2 separate regions of the Homo sapiens genome follow, and region 1 is linked to region 2. Evidence: read pairs that join two places in POLR2A ChIA-PET (ENCODE). Cell type or tissue: HCT116. All regions are shown on one strand.

The links. Peaks named below come from ENCODE experiments on the same cell type or tissue, not always from the same donor. Only the 100,000 strongest peaks of a DNase experiment are listed, where the experiment ranks them.
Region 1: POLR2A ChIA-PET joins it to region 2 with 6 read pairs; 5 of 35 experiments call an interaction of 5 or more read pairs at or near these places.

Annotation. Positions count from the first base shown.
Region 1 is chr19:17,473,263-17,478,262 of GRCh38, forward strand. All of the region lies in intron 1 of SLC27A1 (solute carrier family 27 member 1), which reads left to right. Among named protein-coding and RNA genes, the nearest start is that of SLC27A1, 5.2 kb to the left of the region's middle. RefSeq lists an enhancer at 2,418-2,712 and a silencer at 2,418-2,712. In HCT116, no CTCF peak of the experiment used is centred here; DNase peaks (open chromatin) are centred at 29, 2,549 and 4,887; H3K4me3 peaks cover 986 bases; H3K27ac peaks cover 3,641 bases.
Region 2 is chr19:17,832,152-17,837,151 of GRCh38, forward strand. JAK3 (Janus kinase 3) reads right to left here. Exons shown (of 24, transcript NM_000215.4): 13 at 4,978-5,000; 14 at 3,773-3,900; 15 at 2,932-3,064; 16 at 2,701-2,852; 17 at 2,420-2,570; 18 at 639-778; 19 at 368-557. Among named protein-coding and RNA genes, the nearest start is that of INSL3, 13 kb to the left of the region's middle. RefSeq lists an enhancer at 1-71. In HCT116, a CTCF peak has its summit at 2,541; no DNase peak of the experiment used is centred here.

The sequences.
Region 1 (5,000 bases), 360 kb before region 2:
CAGATGGTGCAGTTGGAGTTGCAAACTCATGTGAGGTTATGAGTCATCGATCGAGATTTCACCCCTTCCTCCTAACAGCAAGGTCTGAGATACCAAATTTCCTTTTAGCTCCTGGTGTGTGTATGTTAAGGAAAGATCTTATTTTGATTTCCAATTCACCTTTATGTTGAATGGGCATGCTTTGAGGTCTTATCAGACTCAAACCTGCTTGTCTGACACCTAAGCTGTCCCCCTCCTGGGGCTACAATGACATTTTGGCCTCTGGTTGGTCCTTATTTTCTGATCACCTTGTTGCTACATTAATAAAAAATTAACTCGGCTGGGCGCGGTGGCTCACACCTGTAATCCCAGCACTTTGGGAGGCCGAAGCGGGTGGATCACCTGAGGTCAGGAGTTTGAGACCAGCCTGGCCAACGTGGCGAAGCCTTGTCTCTACTGAAAATACAAAAATTAGCCGGGCGTGGTGGTGCACGCCTGTAATCTCAGCTACTTGGGAGTCTGAGGCAAGACAATCACTTGAACCTGGGAGGTGGAGGTTGCAGTGAGCCAAGATCGTGCCATTACACTCCAGACTGGGCAACATGAGCGAAACTCCATCTCAAAAAACAAAACAAAACAAAACAAAGATTTAACTCATTTAACCCAGCATTTTTAGTTGTTTTCTTTCTTTGCTTTGGGATTAGAAGTTTCTTGTTTTTTTGATAAAGTCTCACTCTGTCACCCAGGCTGGAGTGCAGTGGTGTGATCATAGCTCACTGTAGCCTCAACTTCCTGGGCTCAAATGATCCTCCCATCACAGCCTCCCAAGTAGCTGGGACTACAGATGCGTGCCACAACAGCCAGCAGATTTTGTTTATTTTTTATAAAGGAGAGGTCTCACTATGTTGTCCAGGCTGGTCTTGAACTCCTGAGGTCAAGAGATCCTCCTGCCTCAGCCTCCCAAAGTGCTAGGATTATAGGTGTGAACCACCACATCTGGCCTGTTTTCTTGCCTTTTAATCTTGGGCCTCTTTCTAGACTGTGGGCCCTATAGGGGCACAAAAGGAGACTGTGTCAGTCTTGGTGCCACTGTGGCCCTGCGCCCCACTCAGGATTGGCGCACAGCGGTAGCGCAGGACATGTTTGTTAGGTGGAAGGCCATCCCTTCCTTCTTGGGTTCACCCAGGCCCATCTCTCCCTCCTCTCCAGCTCTGCTCCCATGGGCCCTGTGGGTGTCCATGCCTGGTTCTAAGTTCCTGACATGGCTTGACATACTTGCCTGTGGGTGGCAGCTTTGAAGATGGCCCCAGGGATCCCTGTCTCCTGCTCTTCCCACTTGTATGGTCCCCTCCCTTTGAGTGTGGGCTGGACCTAGTGACCCCTTTCTTTTTTTTTTTTTTTTTTTTGAGATGGGAGTTTCGCTTTGTCACCCAGGCTGGAGTGCAATGGCGCGATCTCGGCTCACCGCAACCTCCGCCTCCCAGGTTCAAGTTATTTTCCTGCCTTAGCCTCCTGAGTAGCTGGGATTACCGGCATGCACCACCACGCCCAGCTAATTTTGTATTTTTAGTAGAGACGGGGTTTCTCCATGTTGGCCAGGCTGGTCTTGAACTCCCGACCTCAGGTGATCTGCCCGCCTGGGCCTCCCAAAGTGCTGGGATTACAGGTGTGAGCCACTGCGCCCTGTTTTTTTTTTGAGACGGAGTCTTGCTCTGCCACCCGGGCTGGAGTGCAGTGGTGTGACTCCACTGCACCCTCCAGCTCCCAGGTTCAAGCAATTCTCCTGTCTCAGCCTCCCGAGTAGCTGGGATTACAGGTGCCTGCCACCACACCCGGATAATTTTTGTATTTTTAGTTGAGAGGGGGTTTCACCACATTGGCCAGGCTGGTCTCAAGGTCCTAACCTCAGGTCATCCGCCTGCCTTGGCCTCCCAGAATGCTGGTATTACAGGCTGAACCACTGCGCCCAGCCCTAGTGACTCCCTTCTAATGAGTAAAATACATCAGAATTGATGGAGGCTGGGTGCAGAGGCTCGTGCATATAATTCCAGCACTTTGGGAGCCCAAGATGGGAGGATTGCCTGAGGCCAGGAGTTCAAGACCAGCCTGAGCAACATGATGAGACTCCATCTCTACACGCAAAAAATTAGCTGGGGGAGTGGGGCTCTCCTGTGGTCCCAGCTACTCAGGAGGCTGAGTGGGAGGATTGCTTGAGTCCAGGAGGTCAAGGCTGCAGTGAGCCATGATTGCCCCACTGCACTCCAGCCTGGGTGAGGGAGCAAGACTCTGTCTTGAAAAATGAAGGGGTGCTGACAAATCCCATTTAACACGTGAGAGAACAGAGGCACAGAGAGGGGAGGTTATTTGCCCAGAAACACACAGCCGGGGAGGCACAGGACTCCAGAGCATGTGCTCTTAGCCACTGTGCCGCACTGGAGTGGTTGGGGTGCTAAATTTAGACCTTGGCTTCAGAAAATATTTCAGCACCCTGCCCTGACTCTCCTAACATGCCCTGTACTTCCTGCATGAAATCTGATCGTATTCATCCTTGTTGATTTCTTCCGCCCTGGAGTCCTGGGCCCAGAGCTGGACAGTGGGCTCATTGTCCCCAGGCTGGGGGTGGCTTGAGCAGCTGCCAGGCAGGGCTGCCTAGGCATGTGGCTGGAACCAAGTACAGGAATCCACTGCCTGCTGGTGTGGGCATCCTTGAGAGAGAACGAGTGAGACCAAGAGACCGGGAGGCTGGGGGTGAATCCTCGTGTTCCCACATCTAGCTCTGGTGTTTAGCCTGACGGTGACCAACTGTGGCCTCAGTTCCTGTTTCTTGTTGTTGTGTTGCCTCTGGACGGGCACCCTACTGGCAGGGGCTGTTTCCTGTGGTTACTCCCTCAATAACAGCCCTCTCCCCATGGATGTAACATTTGTACCCCATCATGGAGTTCTTGGGGTGCTCCGTCAAATTCACCCACAGGAAGCCCTTAGAGCAGAATTGGGTGTATACTAGGTGCTCCAGGCTGGGCATGGTGGCTCATGCCTGTAATCCCAGCACTTTGGGAGGCTGAGGCGGGCTGATCACCTGAGGTCAGGAGTTCGAGACTAGCCTGGCCAACGTGGCGAAACCCTGTCTCTACTAAAAATACAAAAAAATTAGCTGGGCGTGGTAGCGGGCACCTGTAATCCCAGCTACTCGGGATGCTGAGGCAGGAGAATCGTTTGAACCCGGGAGGCAGAGGTTGCAGTGAGCTGAGGTGGCACCACTGCACTCCAGCCTGGGTGACAGAGTGAGACTCTGTCTCAAAAAAAAAAAAAAAAAGGAAAAAAAAAGACGCAGGCATTGGGCACCTGCTGTGTGCCTCATGGGCACTTGGCCTGCCACTGGCTACGTCGCCAGCACTTGATAAATGCTTTGTAATAAGTCTGCCAGGGATTAGAGGGACCCTGGGAGGAGGCTTTGTTTCTGGGTTGTTCTGTCCTCAAATTGCTCTGTGACCTTGGGCGTGTCCATTCCCCACTCCGAGCCCCCAGTTCATTCATTATTTGACAAATGGGGATCTGAGGGACCTATTTTGGAGGGTGGATATAAGGTTAGCACAGGGCATGGCAGATAGTAGGTGCTTAATAAACACTGAGAATGATCATCTGTTTTTTTTTTTTTTTTTTTTTTTGAGACATGGTCTCACACTGTCACCCAGGCTGGAGTGCAGTGGTGCAATCTTGGCTCACTGCAACCTTCACCTCCCGGGTTCAAACAATTCTTATGGCTCAGCCTCCCAAGTAGCTGGGACTATAGGTGCCCACCACCACACCTGGCTAATTTTTGTATTTTTAGTAGAGACGGGGTTTTGCCATGTTGGCCAGGCTGGTCTCGAACTCCTGGCCTCAAGTGATCCACCCACCTTGGCCTACCAAAGTGCTGGGATTACAAGTGTGAGCTACTATGTCTAGCTGAGAATGATTATCTTGGCTGCTCTGTTTATTGGTTGAATGGATGAGCAGCGCTTTTTTTTTTTTTTTTTTTTTTTTGAGACTGAATCTTGCTCGATTGCCCAGGCTGGAGTGCAGTGGTGTGATCTCAGCTCACTGCAACCTCCACCTCATGGGTTCATTCTCCTGCCTCAGCCTTCTGAGTAGCTGGGATTACAGGTGTGCACCACCATGCCTGGCTACTTTTTTTGTATTTGTAGTAGAGACAGGGTTTCATCATGTTGACCAGGGTGGTCTCAAACTCCTGACCTCAGGTGATCCACCCACCTTGGCCTCCCAAAGAGCTGGGATTACAGGCATGACCCACCGTGCCTGGCCTTCTTTCTTTCTTTCTTTCTTTTTTTGAGACAGGGTCTCACTCTCATTGCCCAGGCTGGAGTGCAGTGGTGCAATCTTGGCTCACTGCAACCTCCACCTCCTGAGTTCAAGCAAGTCTCTTGCCTCAGCCTCCCGAGTAGCTGGGATTACAGGTGCCCGCCACCATGCCCGGCTAATTTTTTTGTATTTTTAGTAGAGACGGGGTTTCACCATGTTGGGCAGGCTGGTCTTGAACTCCTGCCCTCAGGTGATCCACCCACCTCAGCCTCCCAAAGTGCTGGGATTACAGGTGTGAGCCACCGCACCTGCCGCCCACCTTTTTCTAAAATAAATTTAAAAAATTATTTTAACATAGAGATGAGGTCTCACTATATTGCCCAGGCTGGCCTCGAACTCCTGGCCTCAAATAGTCCCCCTGTCTTGGCCTCCCAGAGTGCTGGAATTACAGGAGTGAGCCCCTACACCTGGCCCTGAAGTGTTGACATTGAACTCAACTAGCAGCACTAAAACCCACGCCTGAAGAAAGCTGCTGTAACACACATATTTTCTCCATGAGGCACATCACACCAGACAAGCGCCTCAGCCCTGTGCTTGGGGGTCATTTTCAACAGCGAAGTCACCAGCAAAAATCACAAAAATGCAGCTGGGCGCGGTGGCTCATGCCTGTAATCCCAGCACTTTGGGAGGCTGAGGCAGGCGGATCACCTGAGGTCAGGAGT
Region 2 (5,000 bases):
CTCTGGAGGCTGAGGCAGGAGAATCACTTGAACTTGGAAGGCAGAGGTTGCAGTGAGCCGAGATTGAGCCACTGCCTCCAGCCTGGGTGACAGAGCGAGACTCTGTCTCAAAAAAACAAACAAACAACAACAACAACAAAGTAAATATCACAATGGCCCATTTTTCAGCTGGAGAAACTGAGGCTCAGAAAAGTTAAGGTTTCACAACTGGTAAGGGGTAGAGTCAGGATTCAAACCTGTAACCCATGTGAATCTGGATCAATAATCACGTTCCCAGCCTACCTAAAGTGGCCTGGCAGGAGGGTAAGAATGTGCACTTTGAAAAGCACCCATACGTCTTGGTTCACTCATCCGGGAGCTGGCTCACCCGGGCCATAGCTGACACCACGATACTTGACAATGAAATCACTGTGCAGTGCTTTGAGGATCTGAATCTCCCGCTGAAAGTCCCTCTGCTGGTCTGGCCCGCTGTGCTGCAGCTGTTTCACGGCCACCAGGGCACCTGTATTGTCGCCTAGCGGGTCATAGCGGCACAGCTCCACGCTGCCAAAGTTGCCCTGGGGGATAGCGGGACTGATGTCCAGGCACCTGGATGCTGCCCTGCCCTCTCCAACCCACCCTGGCCCTGCCCACCTTACCTTGCCCAGCTGTGAGATGTACTTGAGGTGTCTCTCCTCGAAGATCGTGGGGTCTTGGCAGGCATAGAGCTGGGCACCATTCCACAGCCCATCACGAGGTGCCAGGGCACCAGGTGTGGGGTCTGAGAGGAGCTCATAGTCTGGGGTGGGGGCATGGGCAGTGGTAAGCAGCGCCTCTCATCCTGGGCCCCACTCCTGAGTTGACTTGCTGTGCAACCTCCATCTGCATATTGACCCTCTCTGTGCATTATGGCAGGGCCATTGCAAGCCAAAGGGTACCTTGTGGAGACTGGAAAAAGGTGTCTCCCACTCTGTCCCAGGCAAAGGAAGCCTCCTCGTGCAGTGCACACCCTGTGCAACTCCACATGGCTACAAAGATGGAGGACATAATGAGAACTCATTTCCCCAGTTCCACTGCTATGAAATGTGGCCACATGACTGAGCTCAGGCTGATGGACAAGATATGCTGGGTGCCCCTCCAGTCCTGACCCATGGAAACCTAATACGGGGCCCTCCACACTCTCTCTTTTATCTGCAGAGGATCCAACGGGGACCCAACGCCTGAGGTGAGTGCAGCCACTAAGTGAGAGGTTCCTGTGGGCCTGGACACCCTCATTGAATGAAGACTAAATATCACACTGGGCATGGTTGTGTGTGCCTGTAATCCCAGCTATTTGGGAGACTAAGGCAGGAGGATTGCTTGAGCCAGTAATTCAAGACCAGCCTGGGGAACATAGCAAAACCCCATCACAGAAAAAAAAAAAAAAAAAAAAAAAATCCAGCCTGGTGTGGTGGCTCATGCCTGTAATCCCAGCACTGGGTGGCTGAGGTGGACGGATCTCTTTGAGACCAGGAGTTCAAGACTAGCCCGGCCAACATGGCAAAACCCTGTCTTTACTAAAAAATACAAAAATTTAGCCGTGTTTGGTGGCACGCCCTTGTAATCCTAGCTACTTGGGAGTCTGAGGCGGGAGAATTGCTTGAACCAGGGAGGCAGAGGTTGCAGTGAGCCAGGATCACGCCACTGCACTCCAGCCTAGGTGACAGAGGGAGATAGTGTCTCAAAAATATAAAATAAAATAAAATAAAAATGCATACAGGCATGCATCACCATGCCTGGCTAATTTTCTGTTTGTTTGTTTGTAGAGATGGAGTTTTGCCATGTTGCCCAGGCTGGTCTTGAACTCCTGGGCTCAAGCGATCCACCTACCTATAGCTGGAACTATAGGCATGAGCCACTGCGCCCAGCCAAACATTTTTTTAAAAGAATGAAATAGACCAGACATGGTGGCTCACACCTGAAATCCCAGCACTTTAGGAGGTAGAGGTGGGCGGATCACCTGAGGTCAAGAGTTCGAGACCAGCCTAGCCAATATGGTGAAACCCCATATCTGCCAAAAATACAAAAATTAGCTGGGCGTGGTGGCACACACTGTAATCCCAGCTACTCAGGAGGCTGAGGCAGGAGAATCGCTTGAACTAGAGGTTCAAGGAGGTAGAGGTTGCAGTGAGCCGAAATTGTGCCACTGCACTCCAGCCTAGGCAACAGAGCAAGACTCTGTCTCAAAAATAAATAAATAAATAAAATATCATCATGTTGAACCTTGAACTGAGGGGACTGTTCGTTACAGTAGCTGTTGAAGCTCACACTGACTGTCACAGTCACCAACCCCTCCAACCTCACCAGACACACAGGGCGTGGCCTGCTGCAAACCACGCTCCTTCCACTGGGCCCAATATGACATCACAGCCCTCCCCACCCAACCCGTCCCAGCGGGCACCTGAAGAGATGAGGCTATTGAGGTCACGAATGACGGCTCGGAAGGAGGGCCTCTGGACCGGCTCATAGGCCATGCACTGTTGAATCAGCAGGGCCAGCTCTGTCCACTTGGGGGCCGGCAGCTGCTGCCGGTCCTCATAAAATTGGAGTTTCTGAGGGTGAGAGGAGCAGTCGGTAATCCCCAACCCAATAGACCCACCCCAATCTCCCCAGACTGGATGTCAGTCTGCCCTTCTGTCAAAGTGGGGGTTCGGAGACCGATGCCGGGTGAGGGGCTCTGACCTTAGCAGGATCCAGGGCACTGATGGGCATGGTGACGCCACTAAACACTTCCCAGACCGTGGCGCCGAAGCCCCACTTGTCAGCTTCCAAGCTAAGTGTCTGCGCCTCCCGGAGACACTCGGGGGCCACCCAGGGGATCCTGTCGGTGAGCACTGAGGGAATGAAAGTGGGATCAGGGATCCACTTCCTTGCCCTGCTCAGCCCCTCCCTCCTCCACCTCCAGGAACTTACTCTCCAGGCTTAACACAGCGGGGCTGACCCCAGGGTCACTCAGCTTGATGAAGGGCGGGCTCCCATCAGCCCCCTCCCGAGCCAGGAGCACCTTCCGGGCAGAGACATTGCCATGGGGCAGGCCTTTGTCCTCCTAAGGGGGCCAGACACAGGAAAATGCCCGGGAGGGTTTGATGAATGAAGAGTCTGTTTGGCAAACTCCTATACATCCTTCAAAACCCACTTGGTACTGCTCAGACATGCTCCAGCATCGTCCCTGACTCCTGACATCCTGTCTTGCCCCTCTAGTTCACCCCCTACACTGACCTGGCTATGTCCCTCCCCTTCTCAAACACCACCCCATCCTGTGACTCCCCAGTGCCTTTGACACAAAGTGAAAGCTCCTCAGCCTGGCATTCAAGGCCCTTGCTCAAGCTTCCAATGAACTTCCCTTCCACACTTGCACCCTGGTCTCCTGCCAACAGAACTGCCTGATAGGCCCCAGGGGATGCAACACACTATCTAGCCTGCAGGCCTTTGCCTAGGCTGTTCCCTCAGCCTGACATTCCTTCCTTCCTTTCTTCTCTTGATGAACTTCTACTCAACTTTTAAGGCCCTATCTCCAATGTTCCTTCTTCTAGGAAGCCTTTCTTCCTGCCCAGCCTCGTCATTCACCACACGCCCTGACATCCAAGAATGACTTGTTCTCTTCTAGTGTTCTCACAACCTGAACCTAAAATGCCCTCCCCTCGAACCCTTACCAAACTCCTATGCATACTACAGAGCCCACTCCCAATTCCTCTTCCACCCAGAGAAAGCCTTCCCTGGGAATGGAGGGTGGAGCAGGCAGAGGAGCACTCACCAGATAGTTGAGGGCGTAGGCCAGCTGTTTGACCACCTGCAGCTTCCAGCTGGCTGGCACCAGGTGGCCACGTTTTCGCAGATACATGTCTATGGCCCCCAGGTGTACAAATTCCTGCACCATGGTGCCTGGTTGGCAGCAGGGAGAGGCGGGGTTGGGAGACTGAACTGCACTTGTGTTGAGGAGGTTCTGCCAACACCCTGGCTCTCAGGGTCTCTCAAACTCTCATCTCTGTCTGTTCCCTCCCCTGCTGCCTCTGTTCATACAGTACTCACCTCTCCTCCCACCTCCATCTCTGAATGATTTGCCTGGAATGCCTGGAAGGTGTTGAGCCCTGTCTGTATCTGTATCTCACTTTTTTTTTTCTCTTTTCTTTTGAGACAGAGTCTTACTCTGTTGCCCAGGCTGGAGTGCAGTGGTGCGATCTCGGCTTACTGCAACCTCTGCCTCCCGGGTTCAAGTGATTCTCCTGTCTCAGCCTCCTAAGTAGCTGGAACTACAGGCGCATGCCACCACACCCGGCTGATTTTGTATTTTTAGTAGAGACGGGGTCTTGCCATGTTGGCCAGACTGGTCTTGAACTCCTGATCTCAGGTGATCCACTCGCCTCGGCTTTTCAATTACAGGCATGAGCCACCACGCCCAGCCTCTGTATCTCACTTCTAACCCTTTGCATATTCTGTGTCCTCTGCCTAGAACACCCCTCTTCCTTTCCTAATCCACACTTGTCCTTATCTTTCCAGGTTAGAATGCATCTCTGTCTTCCCACAAGCATTGCCCAACCCCCAGGCTGGCCCAGCAGCCTCTCTGACCATCCACAGTGCTCCGTGCTGCCCTCCTCACACCTCATCACACCCTGCCTGTCACATTCTAGGCTCTGTCCCAGCTCCTGGCCCATCCTAGACTCCCAACCAATGAAACCAAGGCTCAGAAAGGTTACGTGACCTGTACAAAGCTGCAGAGATTAGAAAGCCAGGTTTGTCTGACTTCAGGTCATTCTGGGGCTGGATATGGGTGAGAACCTGGAGCCGCTTTCCAAGGAGTGATGATGGAGAGACATAAATAAAGGGTAATGAACACGGCTCCCATCCAGGGTGGCCCAGTGTGTTGCTGGGGCTGTCATATAGCGGCTCAGAACAGAGGTGGGAAGAACAGCCTAGACTTGGGTGAGGCAGGGGTGGGGTGGGTGGGTGGGGGGCTCTCACTGTCTCCAGCCATGCACACGCCG